Regions from separate parts of the Mus musculus genome. Here region 1 is linked to region 2. The links are chromatin loops, found by intact Hi-C in ENCODE. Cell type or tissue: gastrocnemius. All regions are shown on one strand. Links, peaks and the distances in the headings refer to the core of each region. The heading gives the core; the rest is flanking DNA.

Region 1 (12,319 bases), core at 3,791-6,290, 110 kb before region 2:
GCCCTTCACTCACACACACACACACACACACACACACACACAGAGAGAGAGAGAGAGAGAGAGAGAGAGAGAGAGAGAGAGAGAGAGAGAGAGAGAGAGAGAGAATGAACAAGCAGACAGCTGTAAGAAGAGAGGAGGAATTTTATTGTGTTGGACAGATCTTACTCTCACGGTGAAACCCGCGTGGACTAAGACATCCACAGAGTTTAACCTCATCGCCAAGTGAGGTGTTGGTTTGAATGGACAGAGTAGGACACAGTTTCTTTAAAACCCCTAAGCTCTCTCTCCATTTCCCCTTTTTTTGGGTAGGAAAACAGAGTGCTTGGTAGTCTCTGTTGCACTGCCGACCTTGGGTGAGTAGAGTTTGCATCTGGCTAAGGGAATGGTGCCCACTTCTTTGTTGAGCCCACCGGGGTCAAGTAAGGCAAGCAGAAAGCACAGGCTGGGAAAGTCCACGGCTCCACGCCCTGCTCATACGGTCGGTCACGGACCCTCCACACTGCTAAGGACCCGGGAGACTAGGAAGAGGCCTCCCGCTTTCTGTCCCCGACCTGATGGACTTCCCTGTGCCACGCTGATGCCTGGCACCGACGCTCAGCTGCTCTTGGCAGTCAGCATGCAATGACTCCACGAGAAGGATCCGCCAACCCACCATGGCTATGTAACACAGAAGAGCTTTCTGTTATTACACGGAGACACAAAACACCAGCAATGAGGGAGGGGTGAGACCCTTCCAGACACTTGGAAATTTTAGTGACTTCCTGAGTGACAATGTTTAATGTGCTTGAGCTTGATCCAGCATTTGAGAAGTCCTCATTACCTTAAGGCAGAGAAAATGGGAGTTCATGAAATTTCAACAGAAAACTGCTCCCCTACTTAGTAAACAAGAACGTGAGGAGCCGTTTGATTGACTCTGATCATCATACAATATCCCATAAAGCCACGGACTCAACAACTCTCTTAAGAAGTCGTGCTCCGTACTGCCAGCACGTGTCCCTCTAGGCAGCCTTCCATGAACTCTCCCCAGAAAAGTGCATGGGAGTGAGCGCCTTCCCAACGCCTCAGGTGCATCATTTCCTTGAAGCATGCGGGTCTAACTAGGAAGGGTAATTTTAGAAGGGTAATTTAATGGAGGACACGCGGACAAGAGGAGTTGACTTCATACTGGTGACCAAATCTGACCAGTCCTAAACTATGCCAGTCAAGTTTGTTTCCTGTTTTTTGTTTGTTTGTTTGCTTGTTCTTTTCTTCCTTCTTTAGCACTGGGCTCTCAGCTCATCTTTCAGCAACTCAGACGAGAGCCAGGTAACATACCTGCCATGAAGTCTGCTCCTGACCAGACAGGCCCTGCACGGTGCACACATGCACGCCCCGAGACGACCATGCTCAACCAGAAATGTAGCCTCTGCCCGGGTAACAACGCCAACTATCTTATGAAACCAGCACATTACCACTCTCGACATGGGTGCATCCAGGATACTTCTAACCCAGGACTCTGGAGAGCTGTGCCCCACAGCCCCAGGTCCAGTCAAGGGCCGCTTTTCATGGATTCACATCGGCACAGTCTGACTTGTCACAGGTCACACTACCCTAGTGATTCAGAAAGGAAACACTCTACTGCTATATGACAGGAGGTCAAAGAACCATTTATTCGCAGGCCAAGAATGGCGGTGAGCTCTCCAGGAGCCTCAATAACCTGTCTGCTCAGTCACTTCCTGCTTCTTGGAGAATAGCTCATCTCTCTTTTCAGTCACAACATGCTTTTTCGTAGTGAGAATGTCAGGTGAAATCTGACAGGGACACCCTTCCAGGGCCACTTGCCGGCAGCAGCCCATTTGTGGCAGTGGCTTAGTTTGTAGAGATGATTTAATCCACAGGATGCAAGGAAGGACCAGGAAAGGGGGGGCCTGGACAGCTTTAGAAGGGTTTAGTTTAGGGTCTGGCCTAGCCAGCATCAGCTCTGAATATGACTTATGTCAGTGTAGTGACCCACGAGGGACTAAAGGGCCATAGGAGACCCATGCCTTCCTCTTCCTCAGAGGAGGCACACATAATTTGGTAAGAGAAGGACCCTGGCCACCGGGCCAGCATCTCAGAGCACTGACTATTCCTGCTCAACACTCCAGGCTCCCAGGGCACTGGGAAGACAGCTTCCGCTCACAGTCGGGCGCAGCAGCCCTGAGAGCTTAATCCAGGGTGGACATGAAGCCTGAACAAAGGCTGGCTCTTAAGCTAACTTTTAGATTTGAAAATGGGGGGGGGGGAGATATTACTTGATATATGTGTGGTAATTTTTTTATTTTTTGAAATTCATGTTGTAATATACACTGTATCAATAAATGTCAAGGGCTAGTTAAGCTAAGAAGCTATGGAACATGTTTGTCTCAAACGTATCCTCCATGGCCCTTTGTCTGGGGATGTGTGCCCCTTCCCTGACTTTATGACAAATGACAAAACACTTTGATAATCCAAGAGTCAAAATACATCGCTTGAAACAGCTGGGAAGTAATTTATTCCCAGACACCTTTCCAAGGTCAGAGGGCTCGCTACAGCCTGTCCTTGCTACCCAAGCGCCTGCAGAGGGAGAGGGAGAAAACCCTGCTGACCGACCGATGGTAGCAGCCCCCCAGCTCGTTTCTGGGGTGTCGTGAGCACCGAACTAAATGATGTTGTTTTTAGTGCTGCTCTTTGTTCTCTTATGTGGATTCCTGACCTGAGGGGACACTTGTGCTCTGCCCAGGACTCTCAGTGGGAGCTCCAGCTGACGAGGTAAGGGGGTTAATGCTGGTTCTCTGAATTCCCAATCCAGTTTTCTGTCTCTACTTATTACTTAACAATTGCCCACTCAAATCCCTAACCACGGCTCCTGTAGGCCATTCTTCCATGGTAACACACATATTACCTAGCTTGGACAGGCAAGAACTTAGTTACCCACAGTACTCATTCCTCATATTCAGTCTTTTTTTTTGGGGGGGGGGGGCTGGGGAGATACAGTACCAGACAGAAGGCCTTGGGCTTGCTAGACAAGCACTCTGTCTGCCACTGAGCCACACCCTGTGCCCAGCAACACTAACTCTCTGCTGTAGATCCCTGAGTCCTGGGCAGAGATGACACCACACACCCACACCTGTCCAGCCAGGTTAACAACACGTGGAAGGCTCCTCAGCCCAGGCTGCTCCCGAGGTGATGCTGGGCTGTGGCTGTGAACACAAAGCAGTGAAGGGTGCTGCTTCAGACAGCAGCAGTACCTTAGAACTGGACCAGACCTCGGCAAGTCTCGAAAGCCAAAGGGGACCCTCAGAGCCAAAGCACAAGGGAAAGACAGAGTGTAGGAAACCGAGTTCCAGAGACAGAGTCATTCCTGGTCACAGGTCTGAGAGCATTTGGGGGAAGAAACACCCAAAGTTATCCCCTGGGTCTGAGAGAAAACTCTACAAGGGAAAGGGCAGACAGTATGGTGCATCCAGACGGAGGCTGAGCACGCTGAGAGCGGTCACTGAGGGACTCAGGACGCCTGTGCCCAGCCAGGAAACTGATAACCAACAGCTTTTTAGAAAGTAAGAAGAAAAAGCACACATTTTCATAAATAGAAAAATTGTTTACAAAACAATTACCTGGACAGTTCACTGGGTACTAGACTGAAGAGAACGGCCCATGTTTTTGTCTTCCATCGAACACCCCAACACTCTCCACTACCTGCCATTTCTTCCAGCCTTATCCACACCACCCCGTTTCTCCTGAAGACTGATTTGCTTAGCAACTGCACTGAGCCAACCCTGAAGACACATGATTATTGGTTGGGCTCCATTAAACAACAAGCCTAGTGCTTGGGAAGGGGGGTGGGGAGGGGAAGAGACGTGAGAAGCATGTTGGCGTAGACCTTGAGGCATGGATGAAGCATCTGCCGGCCTGACCTGGTACAGGGTGGGCATCTGCACTGCAGCAAGGGCTGCAGGTAAACTGAGGTAAGGAAGAACATGGTGACCTTTCTGCCCAGCTTCTGGGCCAGCACAGCAGTGTGTGCTCTGGGCTGTGGGCACCGAAGGACTGGGCTTCTTGCAGTTGCTGCCGGCATTTCTCCCTCTGGTGAGAAGAAGAGTCCCAGAAGACCAGCCACTTGTCTTCCTCTGAGGTACAAATCCAACAGAGCCTTAGCCCCAAGGATCTAGCACCCACTAGGGTGCAGTAGTCTAAATCAATGCTCAGATCAATAGGTGTGGTACACCTGCCCAATCCGTTCATCAGCAGTCGTATCGAAAGATCAGAGAAAACAGCAGTTAGTCCAAACTGTCAAGGTGGGTTTCCCATCTTCCTCCAGAGATCATAATTCCTCATGCTTCTGAGAGCCTGGGGGAAGAACACAGACCGTGAGACTTACGTCATAAAACAGCGTGTGACACTGCCCCCAGCACAGCACTGTAGCTTCAGATGGTCTGTAGAAGCTTGGTGTTGGCTATTTCTGTATTAAGGGTTGAAAGCGAACCTAAGAGAAGAAGACATTTTTAGCTCTAAGAACTGACACGCCCTTGGGCTATACACGGCCTCCACCAGGGCAGCGCTGGCTCTCGGGGTCTCCAGCAGGGCAGAGCTGGCTCTGGGCCACACACTGCTGTGTGCAGAAATCTTCTGCACTTACACATTCTTTCTGTGAGCCAGGGCAGCTGTTCTTTGATCCTTAAACTGTTTTAAGGTTGCTGATCGGTACGTAACAGTAAAGTACATCTCTCCGTGTGTATTGCTTTTCCTGGAGTTATCTAAGATGCAGCCTCAGTAGAGGCATTCTTGCACAATGCACTTGCACTTTACCATGACTGTGTGCACATGCTATGGTGTGCATGCGTGCTCACAGCAGCTCTGTGGAGTGAGTTCTCTCCTTTGCTCTGACAAGAGACGTGGGAATGAGGACTCGTGTCATGAAGTAAGCACTTCTCCTGCTGAGCCACCTCTCTGGCCCATTGGTGCAGCATTTTCAAGGCTCCTTGTAAGAGACCTGCTGCTTTTAAAGCAAGGCTTTCCAGACACATGGACAGTTTCGGCAAGGCTCACTCACCAGTCTCACCCCTGCCCCCTAATGCATTGCACTACCACTCCACCTGTATTTTTTTGACATATCAGATATTAATGGTGACTCTAATTTCATCACTGTATCCTTATTCCTCATATATGGCTCTTCTTTTGAATAGTCTGTTCATATTCTTTGTCCATTTATCTATAAGTAATTACATAATGAATTTAACTTCTTAAAACAGTATTTATTTTCATTTTTTTATGTGTATGGGTATTTTGCCCTTATGTCTCTGAATATCACATGCATGCTAAGCACACAGAGGCCAGAAGAGGGCATCAGATCCCCTGGAACTGGAGTTATAGACAGTGTTTTTAAAGCTAAGCCGGCTCTCCTGCTCCAAATCTTTAGTGAGTGTGTGACTATAACCTACTAGCTATGACACTTTCTAGCCTGCAGTCTCCAGAACAGACTTTCAAGTCTCTCCAGGTCCCTGCACTTGCTTCTTAGGATGAGTTTAAAGGAGGAGAAATATTTAATCGAGACTCCAATTTATTCACTGTTCTTGTAGGCTGGTCTCAAATGCACTCTGTAGGTGGAAGTGAGTTTAACACCTGGTCCTCTTGATTCCCAGCCTGGCATAAACCGTCCAGACTTTCATGGACAGACAAAGATACTAGACGTTTATTTGTAAGCTTTAGTGGCTTTGAAAATAAAAGACCACAAATCACCTAATTTGACCAGTAGTCTATAAGGTTATTGTAAGTATACAGACGCCCATGGTAGGAGGAGAGCACTGGCTGCTGAAAGCAAGCTGTCCTGACGTCTACAGGCATGCGGTGGTACATATGAACACTTGTGTGCACCCCACCACACACACACACACACACACACACACACACACACACACACACACATCTCTTCTTCTTCTGACTAAACAAACAAGTGTTGGGGGGAGGACTACAAAACTACATTGAATGTGCTATTTAGAAGACTGGCTGAAGGGCACAATGGGAAATAGACCCTGGATGAGATCAAGATCTAGGGAAATGGACCCCTACATTGTTTCAGCAACAAATTAGTAGCCAGGACTGACTTATCCTCAGTCAGCTTCACACTGACCTTCCTGCGTCTCCTCTGTATGCAGGGTCCCCAGCTCCTTCTCCTCTTGGAAGAGGGTCTGCAGCTGCTTGATCTCCTGGTCGTAGTCTTGCCACTCAGGGACGATCCGCACGGCAGCCTCCAGTTTGGGCTCCTTAGTCATGGGATTATTACACTGCAAGCACACAAGCACACCTCAGTGGAGCTATAAGAAAGGTACACCCTATGTACAGATTGCCACAGGCCTCCAGCAGGCATGTGTGAGACTAAGTATGGGAGATCGGGATTTCAGGGCTAGCCTGGGTTACACAGTAAACCTCTCAAAACCAAAGGAAACAAAGTTACTGGCTAAGCAGACACCTGTCCAGGCACAGGGTTGAAGTGGAAGACACGGGTGACACAGCAGAAATCAACTCTTAGACCGCTGCATGTGATCTGGCGTCCTGGGCAAGTGAGGAAGAGCCCTGCTGAAGTGACCAGGACATGCTCTGCAGCTCCAACCATAATTCAGCGAAAGCCAATTTGAACAGCACCAGCAGCCACCAGGTTCTCTGTCCCAGGGCAGGGAGGACCACCAGGCTCTGTCAGGTCCCAGGGTAGGGAGGGCAGCTCACCAGGTCGATGGTCTTTGCCCGCTTCTTAGAGGCGTCATCACACCACGTTTCACACCAAAGCCATTCCTGAGGGAGCGATTTGATTGGCACCTGATGGATCATGTTATTGGGCAAATCCTGTTTGGTAAAGAAAATGAAACACAAGGATTTAAAACTCAGAAAGAAATTTAAATAAGCAACCAGTGTAGGCTTAAAATTCAACTAGAGTGCTGGAGAGACAGCTCAGCATTTAAGAGTATATATTGTTCTCCCAGAGGACCTGAGTTCAGTCCCCAGAACCCATGTAACCCACATGGGCAGATCACAAACACCTGCAACTCCAGGGATCTGATGCCCCTTTCTGGCCTCTGCAGACACCTACACACATGTGCACATACCCACACATAGACATGTGTACACATATTTAAAACTTAGAAAAACAAACAACAATACTCCCTCAACTGGGGACCCAAGGGGGTGACTATGAAATTAAGGGCATTAGCACCTCTTACAGGGAACCCAGTAGGTCCCCACCATACGGCAGCTCACAACCATCTTTATCTCCAGTGCCAGGGGGTCTGGTGCCCTTTTATGGGCTCCTCCAGCACTGGGCTCACACACACACACACACACACACACACACAGGCAAACACATATACATATAAAAAGAGACAAAACCAACACAAACAAGATTCAACTACATTTCACTGCATGAAAGTAAATTCTAAAACTTCCCGTTGCTGTCTTTTGCTCTGTTGAGACTGTTGCCCACGCTGGCCTGGGACTTGTCCTCCTGCCTGGCCTCGCACGCACGTGCTGAGACTACAGAGGAGTCACCATGCAGTCTCTGCTCACTTCTGCAGGGAGAAGAGGTGGGCCTTAACACTTTATAGTTTTCCAGAGGAGAAGCACCGACTCTCCCGCTCCCAAATGATGGAGCCCAAATTTCTCTCACAATAAAATGTTCCATTGTCCTAACACTCTGGGGAGAAAAAAACCCAATATACCACTGGAATAAATAAACAGAACTGACTGACTGTGACGCTTGTAAAAATGATGTAGTGTAGTCAGCCGAGTATAGTGCTATGCGCTGCAATCCCAGCACTCTGGGAGCAAAGGCAGGAGTGTTCACAGTCACTGAGTTCCAGGCCAGCGTGGCGATGTGAGATCCTGTCTGAGAACCATGACCAGGTCAGTTATGCAAGCAACAATCACTCCAGTCTTGTGCACAATGGTGGTCTGAATGAGAACAGGTCATAGGTTTGAACACTTGATCCCCAGTTGGTGAAACTATTCCCATCAACCACACAGCAGCTCACAACCGTCTTTCTGTATGGGGACAGGTTAGGAGGTATGGCCTAGTTGGAGGAAGGGTGTCACTGGGGGCAGACTGCGACATTTCAAAAGACCTACACCATTCCTGGTATCTCTCTCCATCTCCCACTTATAGTAAAGATGTGAGCGCTCAGCTGTTTCTGCTGCCGTGGTTTTTTTGCCCTGCCATCAAGGCCTCTAACTCTCTGAAACCATAGGCGCAGTTAAAGGCTTTATCAATGGCCTTGGGCATAGTGTTTTCTCACAGAAATAGGAATGAAAAGTAACTGAGACAATTTCCTTCATCAAACCGTCAACAAAATAAACTTTAGATACTGCTGAACCTGCACTTTCTACTCTGCGGGAAGATAATAATTATACATAATATACTTTATAATATAACACAGTCTTACAGCCATACATATCATGGCTCCCAGTTTAGGGTCTTTATGTGATTCCTGAGTGTGCAAATAAATGAGTGGGTTTCTGATTCTTGTGCCTTTTCTTTTCCTCCTGTTTGTTTTGTTCAATTCTGAATGTGTTAGCTTTTGTTTTATCTTTTTATTCTGTATTCTATTATTATCCCTTAGATGCTATTTTCTACTGAGAGACAGAAAGCAGGTGAATCCAATGTGAGGAGGGGAAGGAACGGGAAACTGGAATCGGGATATATTATGTGAGGGGGAAAATTATTTTCAATAAAAGGAAAAAAATAAAGAAAAGAAACAGCTGAGAGAAAACATGAACAAAAGCAGTCATATGCTCAGAGGTCATGAGATGAGAGCCAGCAGGTGGGTCAAAGACCTGGCAGTGCAAACTGTCACTCTGCATGAGACAGCTGCTAAAGATAAAGGACAGAGGATTCCAGCACAGACTGAAAACAAAAAATACTAAAATGGAAGCAAATATGTTAATTAAAATGAAGGACAAACAGAAGACTAAACTAACTAGACAGGAAACACAAAGAACAAAGGACAAAAGACTAAAATAATAAACTACTAAGATTGAGCAGGGTGGGGGGGCGAGCTGAGTGAAGGTGGTTAGCTGCAGGAAGCTCTACAGGAAGGAAGAGATAGAATGGGGAACGGCTGGTGAAGGGCACAAAACTACAAAGGAAAGTGAGTAGAGGGAACACATCCCCAGGTCAGCAGAGGCCAAGAGGCTAAATAGAAGCATGGTGTCCAGGCTAGACAGCAGGCTCAGTAGAGTCTACAGAGTGGCAAGTGGGCTGCCTCCTGCCTGCCACAGTCAGGGAGCAGGGCAGCAGTCTGCTATCAGGAGTGACATGCTCCTGACGCACGGGGCTCTGGTTATAGCCTTGGCTTTGTAGTGACTCCTTGATACACCTGAAGATGGATTCTTTTAATGGATGCTACATATCACAATAAACAACAACATATTTTAAGAAAGACTTTAAACAAGCTGGGTATTGTGGCTCATGCCTTTAATCTCAGCACTACGGAGGCAGAGGCTGGTGGATCTCTAGACCAGCCCTGTCTACAAAGAGAGTTCCAGGCCAGCCAAGGCTACTAAGTGCTACCTGGTCTCAAAACAGCAGCTGCAGCAGCAGATTGACAGTAGATATCTAAAACACTTAAAGCTACAACTGGGGCTGAGGAGAAGGGTGAGGGTAGGAGCCCTGGCTGCTCTAACACCTGTCTGTCACTCCAGCTCAGGGTGATTGAGACTCCCTCTCCTGGTCTCTGGGAGCACTGCACATACAGTGCATAGACCTACATGCAGGCAAAACACCCATGCACATAAAGACAAATAAACAGAACACAAACCCAAACGAAACAAACCTGTAATTTTACTTCTGAAAATGCTTGTTATTGGAAAAGTTATTCAGCAAGCCTTCCTGAAAGTTCTGACATGGAGGGCAGTCAGGGCTAGAAAATTTTACTACTTTTTAGTGTAAATTCTGAGCTTTTTGACAGTCTCAGAGCCTTTGGGATCAGACAAGTCTCTCTCTCTCTCTCACACACACACACACACACACACTCACTCACACTCACACTCACATACTTTCCATGAAGAAATAGTTCAGTTCTGAGAAAGCACACAAACACTACTTCATTTTCAGACACAAATGGCATACTTGTATGTGTAATGTCAACGGTCACTTACTTGATCAAGATTTGAAAGACTGTTGGGATCCTGGCTCAGACCTTGGTACTGTCCCCTGAGTCTGTCTCCAGCAGCTATTTTCCTAAACTTCTTCAGATCCACGACATACAGCGCACTGAGTGGAGAGGAGACACTTGTTACAGACAAACCATCAATTGATGTCAACAATGAACCCAACTGAATGGTGGGAGAGGTCATGGATGGAACAGGCCAGTGTCCCAGAGAGAGAGTGGAAGATGCCGCAGAGGGCGCATGCACATGGCCAAGAGGATCACACACCTGCAGGCTATGGCCTGCTCTGACGGCTCACTTTGGCCAGCTTTTTATTTTGTTGTCTTACAAGGAAACTAATTTCTGAGGCAAGATTTCTATCTAGGGGCTGGAGAGATGGCTTGGTGGTTAAGAGCACTGACTGCTCTTCCAGAGAACCTGAGTTCAATTCCCAGCAGCCACATGGTGGCTCACAACCATCTGTAATGGGATCTGATGCCCTCTTCTGGTGTGTCTGAAGAGAGCAACAGTATATTCACACACATAAAATAAATATAAGAAAGACAAAAAGAAATCTGGCTAACTCAAAAGATCCAGTGATAAAGATCACTGAAACTGATAAATGATAACAATTTGCCACCACTATCCTGACGACATCTTAAGATAACAGGAGAGGAGCAGGCAGGGTTCCAATTCTCTGCAGCCAAGAAACACGGAATAAAACTGAAGTCACCGCAGCCATCATTCATCTCTGTGTGTGCTCATTTTAACAAGGAGTTACTTAGGGCCCTGAGGATTGTCGCAGAGGTTAGGAGCCCTGGCTACCCTTCTAGAGGATCAGAGTTTGGTTCCCTTCATGCACACAGTGGCTCACCATCTTCTGTAACTCCAGTTTCAGGGACTCTGACATCTTCTGGCCTTCATGCAGGCAAAATACTCATACACATAAAATAAGTCAATCTTTTCTTTTTTTAAAAAAGATGTATTTTTTGTTTTTTTTTTTGTAAATGTGTATGGGTGTTTTACCTGCATCTATGTCTGTATATCACATGCAAACAGTGCCTACACAGGCCAAAAGGTGCCCTGGACCTGGGCTTATAGGCAGGTGTGAGCACCCATGTGGGTGTGGGTGTTGGTGCTATGGAAAAGTAGCCAGTGGTCCTCATCTCAGAGAACATCTCTCCAGCTCGATAATATTTCTTGTATATGTCCTAGCCTCCAAATCACCTTCTTCCAGAAGACATGGAGTGTCCATTTGAAGTAATAAATGCATATACTGGTATACTGGTTGTGGGTTTTGTTTGTTTGGTGTTTTTTTGTTTTTTAGACAGGGTCTCACTTTGTAGACCATGCTAGCTTTAAACTCACAGAGATTCCCTGGCCTCTGTCTCCCAAGTGCTGGGATTAAAGGCATGTGCCACCCAAAGGTTACGAATATGCTTGAAATAGGCAAAACAATGTACTTAGTAGATTATACATCAGGACACACTCACAGGAAAACTATGAAGAACATACTGCAGTATATGCAGCTAAACAAATAAACTAAGTCTCTCTTTATATGTAGTATAAGAGGCATAAGCAGGGCACCCTCTCAGTACCTGATGTGATACTTTCGTCCAGCCAAATGACTGGCCCAGTACCCTGACTTCCAGAAGCGGTAGCCATCCATCTCTCTCCTGCTGTCGCAGAAGGGAGTGTAACCGTAAGGCGCACCATCCAAATTGAAATCTCTTAACTCCTTCAGATCTGTCCGTACAATCTGCAGTAAAGAAAACAAACGGTTTGTTAACCAGCGCACAGGTAGTTTCCCTGTGGCATGATCCTTCACCAGGCAGCAGGAAGGGCAGCACACTGGGTGACAGCACAGGCTTAGAACACAAGCCGAGTTCCCCCAGTGTTGCACGTAACCTGAAATGATCCCACACACTCATGTTTTTCACTGAGTGGTGCTATTCTGAAGACTGTTTAATTCAAAAGTATTGAACTGATTTTAACAGGGAAATTTCAAGAGTGTATTATTATCATGTTTAATAAGCTCTGTGCTTACTATCCATGCTGCAGCCTGTATGTCAGATGTATGTACAGTGAACAGGATCAACAGGAGAGGAGAAAGATATCAATCAAAAAGCACACAGTTTAGCAGTGTGAAGACAGCAGCTGTACTATAAGAGAAGACCATCACTGTGGA
Region 2 (12,319 bases), core at 5,963-8,462:
CATGCATTCAATGTATACGCTTTACCACTGAGGCCCTATGCCCTAGCTCTTATGAAATGTAAAATACTCGAGGAGCTGACAGAGATGGGTCAGCAGCTCAGAGCACTTGCTGCTCTTGCAGAAGACCCACATTCAGTTCCCAGCACCCACATGGTGGCTCATACCCATCCTTAATTCCAGTTCCAGGGGACCTGGCAGCCTCTTCTGACCTCCGCAGGCACCAGGCATGTATATGGTCCACATGCATGCAGGCAGGCAAAACACTCATTAGGTGTCTTAGTCAGGGTTCCCTAGAGCCACAGAACTTACGGGTAGTCTCTGTACAGTAAGGGAATCTATTATGATGACTTACAGTCTGAAGCCCAACTCCCCAACAATGGTCATCTGTGAATGGAAGTCCAAGGATCCAGTAGTTTCTCAGTCCCTCTCAGTCCCACAAGGCAAGCAGGCAAAGATAGGGAATCTTCCTTCTTCCAGTGTCCCTATGTAAGTCTCCAGCAGAAGGTGTGGCCCAGATTAAAGGTGTGTACCACCAAGCCTTGATCTGGGACTTGCTTTGTCTCAAATGGACAGTGGTTAATGCTGAAACTCACAGCTGGTCAAAGTACAGAGAATAAATGTCTGTAACACTCAGCCGTGAGCGGGACGTACATATTACACCTTGTCCCCTAAAGACTTAGGAACCATTGAAGAAGGGACAGATTATAAGGGCCAGACAGTGAGGAAGAGTGAAGCAAAACTGTCTTCCAGACGTGCAGGGATGCTCTCCCCACGAGCTTATTGGAGCTGTGGTTGCATGTAGTGGGTTTGGCCTAATGCTGCTTGTATTCTAATGTTAATTTGAGTGAGCCTGCCCCCAGTTGGTTCTGAATAGTAAATAAAGATGCTGGCAGCTAATGGCTGGGCAGGGAAGACAGAGTGGAACTTGAGGATTCCGGGGCTTGAGACCAGGAGGAGGAGAAAGGAGATCTGCCTTGTGGGGAGAGTGTGGAGGAGAGGAGAGCTGCCATGCCTGAGAAGAGTGGAGGACAAAGAGGCATGGCCACCATGTGAAGATGCCGGGAGAGTGCTCGGCCCAAGAGGGTGCCCAGCTAGGTCCAGGGCAGCAAAAGGTAGAACACGGTATTAAGTAAGTAGTAACTTGGAATTATCGGCAGGAGGTACATTCAATCAGCAGTGAAGGTTAGATAGTGGCCCAGCTATTGTGCTATATAAGGCATATTAAAATATAAAGGAGGGGCTGGAGAAATGGCTCTGCGGTTAAAAGCATTTGTTGCTCTTGCAGAGGACCTAACAGTTTATAGCCATCCATTATTCCAATCCTGGAGAATACAAGACCCTCTCGGAGCTTTTGTGGGCTTCTGCACATAAATGCATGCAATCACACACATACATATAAAAATATTAAAAAATCGATACAATTTTAAATGTAAATATGAAATGTCATTGTGATATTTTATTCTTTCTTCCAAGTTCTGTATGTGTGTGTGTGTGTGTGTGTGTGTGTGTCTTTGAAATCTAGTGCTCACATTATACACATTTGAACTCTGATCCAGGACTCAGTGCTCAATAGCCAGACTCTGCAAACTGCTGTATTGCTATTTTTCAAGTTCAAAGTTATCTTCAGCTACAGGAGTTGGGGGCTAGCCTGAGCCAATAGTGAGATCCTAGCTCCCAGAAAAGGGGGAGAGGGTATTGCTGGTACTAAAAGAAAACAGGAGAAGAGAAAGGAACACTCTAGAAAAATAGAAGGGAGGTATACTCAGGTAGATGTTAAGACCAGAAATTAGGTTCTTATATATTTTCATTCATGTGTTCATTCATTGAGAAAGGGTCTCACTATGTAACTATGGCTGGCCTGGAACTCGCTATGTCAACCTGGCTGGCTTCAAACATAGAAACCTGCTATTTCTACCTCCTGAATGTTGGGATAAAAGGTGCATACTGCCATAACTGTTGAGGCTATTTATTTATTTATTATTCTTTGACAATTTCATTCATGTATATACATTGCTTCACCCTCTGTTATCCTCCATCCTTCTCTTCCCATGACCAAGCACCCCTCCTATTTTCAAGTCTTGTCTTTGTTTTGTATTTTTTGTGACCAGCTTAATTAGGGTTGTTTGCAGGAGTGTGAGGCAGTGCAGAGAGAAAGAGATGGTTCTAACTGGGACAGTGGTACAGAGACACGTTCAAGAGAAAACAAGCTAGACACAGGTGAAGATAGAATGACCCAGAAAATGAGGAGCCAAGAGATTAGAACAGATTGACAGAAGTAGTTGGAGGTGGAAAGGAGCAATTCAGGGAGCTGGAGAGATGACTCAGTGGTTCAGAGCACTGGCTGCTCTTCCGGAGGTCCTAAGTTCAGTTCCCATCACCCACATGGTGGCTCACAACCATCTATAGTGTCATCTATCTGATGCCCTCTTCTGGTGTGCAAGTGTACATGCAGATAGGAGACTCATACATAAAATAAATAAATAAATCTGAGAGAGAGACAGAGACGGAGACAGAGTAAGAGTCAGAGAGAGACAGAGACAGAGAGAGTCAGAGAGAAGGACAGAGAGAGAGACACAGAAAGAGAGACAGAGAGAGAAATTCAGGAGAAGCCCAGAGAAGCTAGATTGAATCAGTGTGGAAAGGAGTTTGAGCCATTACAGTTGAGTTGAGCCAGCCAGTCAAAGGTGAGAAAGGATTAGGAAACGGTAAACTTATTCAGGAACAAGTTGCAGATGCTGAAACATTCTAAGACTACATACAATTGTACAGAGGGTAGAAGCTTCCAGTAATGGGCCTATTTTAGCAGAGAGAGGCATTAAACCTGAGGATGACAATTACCTCAGATGAATAAAAGCTTCTTTTACATCTGAGGGTGAGGGTATGCATCATGTGTACAGGTGCCCATGGCAGTTAGAAGATGGGATTAGATGTCGTCACACACATACACACACACACACACACACACACACACCAGAGGTCTAGACTGTTGTGCTCTTGATTGCTGAGCCATCTCTCCAGCACCCCCACTGCCAAAGCTGGTGATTTTGAGATGGTTAACTTTGGAGACGTGGCACCTAGTGAAGCAGGATTAGATCCTTGAAGTCACTGCCCTTGGAAAGAATGTTTACTGCCTCGAAAAATGTATTTGTTCTGCCAAGAGTGAGTTATAAAAAGAGTAAACATGATCCTCGAAGCCTGCTGCCTGTCACACCACGTGATTGTTTCCAAATTCCAAAACTGGCCAAAAAAAAAAAAAAAAAAAGCCTCTTTTCTCATAAAATACCTAGTCCTGGATATTTTGTCATGACAACAGAAGTTATACTCAACAAAGGGACCTGGGGGCTGGAGAGATGGCTCAGTGGTTAAGAACACCAACTTCTTCCAGAGGTCCTGAGTTCAATTTCCAGCAACCACATGGTGGCTCACAACCATCTGTAATGGGCTTTGATGCCCTCTTCTAGTGTGTCTGTACTCATATGCATAAAATTAAAAAGGGGGGGGGGAACCTGAAGGGTCCTGGATTCTCTGTTGAGATAATTCTATAATGATGACTTCAAATGTATTATAGAAGACTTTAAGAAAGGCTAGAAATATAGAGAGCAAAGTGTGGAATTGATGATGGTTTGTCCCAACACCCAGGAGGCAGAGGCAGGCAGATCTCCGTGAGTTCAAGGCCAGCCTGGTCCTCACAGAGAGATCTAGGACAGCCTGATATACATAGTGAGATACACCCACCCCACCCCACCACAGCTGCCTTAAAAAGAGAGAGAGGAAAAGAGCAATGGGGTCCTCCAGTCTCTTCAAGGGAGTGGAGAGTGTGTGCCAGGGTGCAGAGGACTTGGGGTTTTTATAGGGCAGAAAGGGGAATTTTGGAGGTAGAAGATTCCATCTGCAGATCTGTTTCTCTGGTTTCAAAGCTGTAAATACCATGGGAGGTTGGTCTGCTGTCTTCTTATCAGGAGCTCCCTGAATCGAAGTGTTTGCAGATGTTATCAGAGTTTCCCAGCTCACCTGAGGCTTTTAGCTCCTCAGCCCTTAGCTCCAAGCCTAGGATCCACCCACCACCTAAACAGATTGGTGCTATCAGCTATGTATAATACAGTACTCCGGATCTGGAGGCAGGAGAATCGGAGTTCAAAGCCAGCCTTGGTTATGTAGTGAGTTTGAGGTCAGCCTGATACATAAGAGACCTTGTCTCAAAAACTAAAATAGGGAGCTAGGGAGACTGCTCAAGCGGGGAAGAGCACTCGCTGCTCAAAGCTCACAGCAAGAACTGGTTTTCCCAGCACTCGCAGGGCTGGCTGCTCACAGCTGTCCATTTCCTGGAGAGCAGATCTGGGTTGTTGTTGTTGTTTTTAATCTGTTTTGTTTTGTTTTTTTGTTTTTTGTTTTTGCAGGCACCATACATGCAAGTGGTTCACATACAAACCACCCAGTCAAAGAACCCGTACACATAAAATAAAAATAAATCTTAAGAACAATGAAAAGAAGCTGGGAGGTGGTGGTACACTCCTTTAATCCCAGCGACTGAGAGTCAGAGGCAGGCAGATCTCTGGTCTACAGAGCAAGTTCTAGGACATCCAGTGCGACACAGAGAAACCCTGTCTCTAAATAAATAAATAAATAAAATGAGAAGGTAAGTACTAACTATTGCCCTATAGACTGTCTTACTTTTTTTTTCCCACAAAGTCAAACTTAAAGTCCTGCTGCAGCCCATCAAGCACTGTGATTGAAGGAAGGCACACCTTTGCCCACCTCAGCTACCAGATTAAGACACTGTTTTCTGTTTAGTTCTGCCTGGGCAGTTTAGATGGAAACGGGCAGGACAGTGAGTGCCTCGTGCATCTTTTGTAAACACTTGGGCAATCTTGGATGTAAAACAGAAGGTCTCGTTCATGACAGAGAACAGAAGCCCTGAGAGGCAGGAGTCTCAACTCTGCACTTTATTTACATTGGTGACTGCAGCTTGTCTTAGTCAGGGTTCCTATGAAACAGCATGACCAAAAAGCAAATTGGGGAGGAAAGAGTTTATTTGGCTCACATTTCCATATCACTCATCAAAGGAAGCCAGGAGAGAAACTCAAACAGGACAAGAGGCAGGAGCTGAGGCAGGGGCCACACACAGGTGTTACTTACTAGCTTGCTCAGCCTGCTTTCTTAGAGAACCCAGGTCCACCAGCCCAGGGATGGCACCACCCACCATGGCCTGGGCCCTCCCCCATTGATCACTAATTGAGAAAATGCCTTATAGCTGGAACTTATAGAGGCCTTTAGTCACCTGAGGCTCTTTTGTCTCCTTGACTCTAGCTTGTGTCAAGTTGACACACAAACCCGGATCTGGAGGCAGGAGAATCGGAGTTCAAAGTCAGCCTTGGTTATGTAGTGAGTTTGAGGTCCATATTCTAAGAAACAACATTGGAAACAAAGTCACAGGGAAGCTGGATTCGTGCCTGGGAAACGAGCTCAAGCTCGCTGTCTGGCCTCCTAATTAGAACATGGATAAGGCCCTGTTAAATAAGCTATGGGAAGGGAGGCTCCGCAGCTGGACCTTGGACACAGCTGGAACTGTCAGCCTCACACCTGGTGCCCGCAGAGATTGCTGTGTCTGCTGGGAAAAGCCACAGCAGGGGGCGTGGTTACTGAATAACAAAGGACCCAGGTCCTCTGAGACACCGAAGTTTGCTATAGCAACTCAGTGATATTAAAATGATGTGTGTTTGGACTTCTGGGTACAGCTAAAGAGCACGGGGCTTGCTTAGCCTCCGTGAAACACCACCCCCCACCCCCACCCCCCCAACCCCCACCCCGCTCCTCTGTACTATGGGTGGCGGTAAAGTGTGGTTTCTCTGGAAAACGGAAGCAGCTGAGGGGGAGCTATGAATTTGATCCAACACAAAATTGTTAACTTGCATGAAACATTATACAAGGGTTTCTTTTGACATTTCTTTCTTTATTTTGTGTATGTGCTTGCCCATGCAACCTGCACATGTGTGGAGGTCAGAGGACCACTCATGGGGCTCAGCTGTCCACCTCCTATGTTGGTCCGCGGGATCTAACTCAGATAGCAGGTTTGGTGGCAAGTGCCTTTACTTCCTAAGCCATTGACTGACTGACCAATTTAGATAGTGCTATGAGGCCAGACCCTGTCATGGAACTAACAAAGCAATTGGAAAAGAAAAGAAAGCAGGCGTGCAAAATATGTTTTTAAATTACTGACTCTGTGACTGGTGAGATGGTTCTAGGGTGGGGCAAAAATACAGATTCAGCAGTCAGAAGTCTATCTGGTTGTGACCATCAACTAGATGAATACTGGCGGTGACGAAGCTTGAGGGGACCAGATGGCCTGCATCCCAGTCTTCCCGGCTAGGAGATGGCTCCATGTGTAAGATGCTTGGCGCACAAGTGTGGAGTCCTGAGCTTGGGTCCCAGCACGCAGTTAAGAGTCAGGCATGTTGTATGCTTGTAACCCCAGCACTAGGGGAAGAGACAAGCATTTCCTGGGGACTTGCTGGCCAGCCAGTCTAACTAAACAGCCCGTTTTAGATTTAGTGAGACAGCCTCAAAAAATAAAATAAAATAAAAAATGAAAGTGGAAAGTGAATGAAGATGACGCCCTGAAGTCCACCTCCAGCCTCTACACATGTATGACCACACCAGTGTGCACATATCCACGTGCAAACCAAATTGATTGATTGATTGATTGATTGATTAAAATGGACAGTCTTACCCAGAGGTGACCAGAGATGATGTATGAAGCTTGTTCTCAAGGACTGCTGGTCACTCGGAGTTTCCATTGATCCCCATGGCTCACAGATTATCATCCTCTGATGAGATACGGCTTCTCCTCCTCCACAATGTGTTACTTTTGTGGGTTACCAAACCATGTCCATTCGTTCACATTTAGACTCTTGTCTGAAGGAACAGATACGATGGCTTCTTGTCTGTGTTCCTAGGGAGCCCCCTAGAGGCCAGAGTGAGTAACTGACACAGGGCTAGTGGAGAACCCAGCACAGGGTTCTTCCCGGCTAAGTAAGCCCTGAGTGGGGTTGTTTGGGGAAGATTTAGTTGTAGTCCTTACCCTGACACCCGAAGGCAATATTTTCTGTTCTCATGAGAGTTTATGATTCCTCCAGGTGTTCAGGTACCTAAAGGAAAGTACTGTGTACACGAGGAAGTCAAAGAACTGACCATCTTTGGTGTGAACAGGCAAGTGGGTGTGCATAGGTGTGCAGTGGCACACGAGAGATTCTGTGTGGCCATCAACAGGGCAAAGTAGATACTAGAAAGGTGAAAAGGTATCTTCTATATTGAGGACTTTGTGTGAGGCTGCAGAATCTGTTCCTGAGCCAGAATTCCAGAATTCACATTCATTCATTCATTCATTCATTCATTCAAACATTCGTTCATTCTCTCTCTCTCTCTCTCTCTCTCTCTCTCTCTCTCTGTGTGTGTGTGTGTGTCTGTCTGTCTGTCTGTCTGTCTGTGTCTGTATGTTTAGAAGCCAGAGGATGTCCACATGTGGAAAACTCAACTAACACTTTTTGAGACAGTGTCTTTATTGTTTTCCACTATGTGGACCAGGCTAGCCAGCTTATTAGTTTCTGTGGATTCTTCCATGCCCACCTCCCATTCTCCCATGGGGCAGTGCACTCCTGCAGCCAGCTTTATGTAGATTCTAGGGAAAGGAACTCAGGTCATCACAGGGAGACAAGTGTTTTACCCGCTGAGCATTTCCCCAGCCTCCACATCCATGACAAACTCTCAGTGGCAGCTGGGACAGAGACACAGCTCCATTCTGACACTGTAGCAGAGTGAAGTTCTTTTAGGGACTTCAGCTCCACTAAAATTGGATCCCCGGAGTCATCACAGGGAAGAACTTCAGGACAAGACAGCATGAAGCAGAGCTAAAGTTTATTAAAAGATGTGTGTGTGTGTGTGTGTGTGTGTGTGTGTGTGTGTGTGTATTCATAGGGAGGGTCTCTAACTGAACCAGGGGCTACCATATTGGCTAGGCTGGCTGGCCGGCAAGCTTCACTGATGTTCCTGTCTTGGCTCCCTGCTCCCATCAGCACCAGGGTTACAAGTGTGGGCAGCCATGTTTGATTTTCACCTGGATCCTGAGGATTGAACTCAGGCCCACATGCTGGCACATGGAGATCTTTAAGCCTGTTTTTCTTTGGTTTATTTTTGAGACAGGGCCTTACTGTTAGCTTTGGCTAGCATGGAATTCACTATGTAGACCAGGCTGGCCTCAAACTCACAGATACTCACCTCTCTCTGCTTCTGCCTCCTGAATGCCAGAACCATCCCCTCCCCCCTCATAAATAAGATTATAGGATGACTCTGGAGGCACCTTGGGTAGGTTCCAATCTGATTAAATAAAATCAGGATACCTAAGTTGGTACAAAAGTTGGTATGTGTATTTTGTTGCAAATGGGGTTTCTGATGGATTCCTAGAAATTGCCAGGTTTACAGGTGAGGAACGAGAAAGGTGTAAGGCATACTGCAATTCCTGATTCTCAGGTGGTGAGAAAGGTCACCCAGAAGCATCTCCTTTCTCTTCCCATGTCCCCAGCCTATCATCCATCCTGCCTCAAAACCATAAAGGGTTTATCCTGAGGCAAAGGGTCTGGAGTCTTGGCTGGGACTCCAGATCTCAACGGTACTGAGGACGGCTGTGTGGCCTCAGGCAGGTCAGACACAGCCTCTGAGCCAATGGGACCTTCTCTGCTCCTTCTGCCGCAGAGGAGCACAGAGAAGGCGCCGCCTCCTGGCTCACGAGGGAATTCCTCCCATTCCTTCAAAGGGAGATGCAGGGACACTGGTCAGTGGTAACGAACTGGGAATGGATGCGACAGTAGCATGCCGGTCCCCTTCAGTCAGACGCAGGAATCTGGCCTTCCGCGTCCATCCTTTTCTTGTGGACTTCTGAGCTGAAATTTCCAAGCAGCTTCCCTGAAGCAGGCTGCCAACGCGCGCTGTAGTGCGGGGATCCAACTGGGGCCGAACACCACATGAGGCTGGGTTGTGAGGAGAGCAGGGGTTTTCAAGCATCTCTGCCAGACACCACCTAATCAAGCCACGGGAATTTCCTCAGTCTGAAGGAAAACCCCCCCGGCAGTCCCGGGCCCCACCTGGCCGTTTCCTGTTCACGCCACACTGAGAGTCCTGCAACCGGGATTTTGCTTTCCTTTCTCTCTGCCAAGTATCCTCCAAAGGATGATTAACAAAACACCCCTGTTTGCTTTGGTCCGCTGCCCATCCAACCCTGCAACCTAGAAATCAAGCCGCTTTCAGGAAAATGAACCTTAACCAGTGGTTTGCCTGTCACCTAGCACGCACAATGAGACACCAGGCCTGGAATGGGATTAGCACCCAACAGTGGCACAGTCTTGAAGCTGGCTCGCCTGAAGACTGAGAGAACAGCGAGCCTCCTGGTCCTGCTTTGGCTAGGTTTGTTACAGAATTTGGGGGCCACAGTCCGTACTTCAAGAATCCAAGTTCAGCCACCTATCCTTAAGAACGCAATTAGAACAGCCAAATTAATAGTAAAAGGCTGAAAAGGGAGATTTATTCAATGTAGTCACATTGGGAAGAGGGGCCTCAGGTCCATTTTGGGGGTCCTGAAATTATATTAAAGTTTAAATAAAAGGCTAGGGGTGTACATATCTAGGCAGTTCAGTGTAGTCCTGCCTACCATCGACCCCCAACATGTCTGGGCTTCGGTCTCATTCTGTGTAATGGCCTGACAGATTGTTAGAATTGTGTGGAATCTCTAGGATAAAAGCCCCACCTCTCTGCCCCTTGTCTCTTTCCTGAGGAAATTCCCATCTTGCAGATCCTTTGTTTCAAGACTCTGATGCTCAGACGGAGAGACGCATCATTTCAGCCACGCTGGTTACAGGCTGACCTCCCTCCCGCCTCGCGACTCCCACATGGCCCCTCTCCATCCCCACACTCGCTGCCCTGCCGACTCTCTAAGATAGCCATTCCTCCCCTCTCCATCTTCCTGGCAGCCGCGGGGTGCAGGACCGCCACTCCGTTGCTCCCACTCCGGGCTCGCGTTTGTTTCTGCTCCCCCTGCTCTTCCTTCAGAGTAATGTGGAGGCTTTAGTTTGGTTGATACATTTTTTTCCCCTTGAGATATAACTCACAGACCATAATCATCGTCATAAAAATGTGCCAATGGCAGTTCACTGTGGTGGTTCGCACTTGCGATCCCAGCACTTGGAGGCTAAGGCAAGGGGATAGCCATAAGTTTGAGGCCAGCCTAGGATACACAGTAAGACCCTGCCTCAAACAACAACAACAAAAACAACAACAAAAACATTTTAAAGATTTATTTATTTATATACAGTGTTCTGCCTGAATGTATGCTTGTGGCCAGAAGAGGGCACCAGATTACACTACAGATGGTTGTGAGCCACCACATGGTTGCTGGGAACTGAACTCAGAACCTCTGTAAGTACATCCAGTGTTTTTAACTTCGGAGCCATCCCTCCGGACCACAGAAACAAAATTTTAAAGTAACAATTAAATTTAGTGGCTTCAGTGCCATTAAATTTGAACAGCCACTGTTCCTTGTCTCATTGTGAGACCTGAACCCTTGGTTTTGTTCTTTTGAGACAAGGTCTCTAACCCATGTGGATCTCCAACTTACTTCGTGACTTTGAACTTCTCGTCCCCCTGTCTCCACCTTCCTTGCTGGGTTTGCAGGAGTGCAGCACCACGCCAGGATTCTGTAGCGCTGAGGACTGGCCCCAGAGCCTCATGTCTGCTAGGCAATCGCTGTAATGAATGCTGTTTAGTTTTTATTGCCCATGTTTCCCTCAAACCCAGCCCTGGCCACCACTAGTTTCTGTGTCTGTGCTTCCTATTATAGATATTTATGTGCATGGATTCATGGAACTCCTGACCCTTTGTTTTTTATTTCTATATTTTAAGATTTATGTGTGTGTTTTGCTGCATGTATGTGTACCATGTGTGTGTGTGTGTGTGTGTGTGTGTGCGTGCGTGCGTGCGTGCGTGCGTGCGTGCGTGCCTGCCTGCCTGCCTGCCTGCCTGCCTGGTGCTCAAGGAGGTCAAAGATGTCAGTTATCTTCTATATCTGGAGTTACAGATGGATGTGAACCACCATGTCAATTCTGCCAATCAAATGTGGAGCTTTCTGCAAGAGCAAACGTTCTCAACCTTTGGAGCCATCTCTCCAGCCTCATTTATTTTTGTTGTTGTTGTTGCTTATGTGTGACACATATGTGGGTGCTAGAGGGAGCTGTCAGTCCCCTAGAGCTAAAGGTAAACCGGTTATGAGCCACTTGACATAGGTGCTGAGAACTGAGTGTGCTTTAAACTGCAGCTGCATCTCTCCAGCCCCCATGTGGCCCTTGGTGACAGACTTCCTTCTCTCAGTGTGTGCCCAGGGCTCATCCTCAGAGCACGAGTCAGTTGTTCCCACAGTTGTGTTGGCCAAGCAATACCCCACTGCTGTGGTTCCGGCATTGCTCCACCGTCTCTTTATCGGCTGGTTCACATTTGGGTGTTTCCATCTCTGGGATACCGTGAAGGGATGGTTCTTCTCTGAACTCTGCTCTGCGTGGGTATGTGGTTTCAGAACGATTAGCAGAATGGCTGGCGTATATGCTAACTACACTTTTTGAGGAATCAGCAGAGTGTCTTCCAGAGCGAATAACCTTATTTCTTAAACAAAATATGAATGCATTCTCATCATAAGAAAAATGGCATTGCAGTAAAATGCACATGACCATTCAGCCACTCTCCTCTCTTTTCCCAGTGGCACCTTTCACTTTGTTACACATTAACACGTACCTGCAAGTGTACCTGCATGCATTACTCTATGCATCTTAATCTACATGACATTGACTATATACCACATTCAGGATGCCAGAAACAGGGAAGCCAGATCTCACGGCCCTAGTTGAGAGTCTAAGACAAAAGGATTTAAAGTTCAAGGCCATCCTGGGCTACATAATAAGACCCTGTCTTATAACAATCAAAGCAGGGGTTTGCTCAGTAGTAGAGGACTTTGCACATGAAGACTTTATCATCAATGCCAGAGGGGGGAAAAAACAGTAGAAAGGAAGGAAGCAAAAACAGAGAAAGGAAGAGGTGAAGGGGAGAGATATGTTAGTCCTTGTAAGCACCGTGCACACTTTTGGAACATCTGCTTAGCTGTTTTATTAGGTTCTTATACTTCTATCTCCCTACCAAACCTTATTCCACCCTGATCCCTTCCAACCTGCCGAAACTAAGTAGGAGAGAAAGAAGGCTAGAGGGGGAAAGAGGCAGAAACCTCTTTAGA

The links. Hi-C counts contacts between places; a loop is a spot of excess contacts. Peaks named below come from ENCODE experiments on the same cell type or tissue, not always from the same donor. Only the 100,000 strongest peaks of a DNase experiment are listed, where the experiment ranks them.
Region 1: it touches region 2 in a loop (5-fold over the local background); 13 of 42 quality-filtered maps call a loop at or near these places.

What each region holds. Positions count from the first base shown.
Region 1 is chr1:36,139,905-36,152,223 of GRCm38, forward strand. It overlaps Uggt1 (UDP-glucose glycoprotein glucosyltransferase 1), which reads right to left. Exons shown (of 41, transcript NM_198899.2): 37 at 11,730-11,890; 38 at 10,141-10,255; 39 at 6,721-6,837; 40 at 6,128-6,281; 41 at 124-4,347. The coding sequence ends at 4,322. Mir6897 (microRNA 6897) reads right to left here and starts at 4,409; the gene lies at 4,348-4,409. In gastrocnemius, for the core only: a CTCF peak has its summit at 5,331 (motif pointing right); DNase peaks (open chromatin) are centred at 4,588 and 5,350; H3K4me3 peaks cover 581 bases; H3K27ac peaks cover 1,340 bases.
Region 2 is chr1:36,246,053-36,258,371 of GRCm38, forward strand. Gm39625 (a long non-coding RNA gene) reads left to right here. Exons shown (of 2, transcript XR_865343.3): 2 at 4,398-4,490. Among named protein-coding and RNA genes, the nearest start is that of Gm39625, 7.9 kb to the left of the region's middle. In gastrocnemius, for the core only: a CTCF peak has its summit at 6,977 (motif pointing left); DNase peaks (open chromatin) are centred at 6,382 and 6,961; H3K27ac peaks cover 88 bases.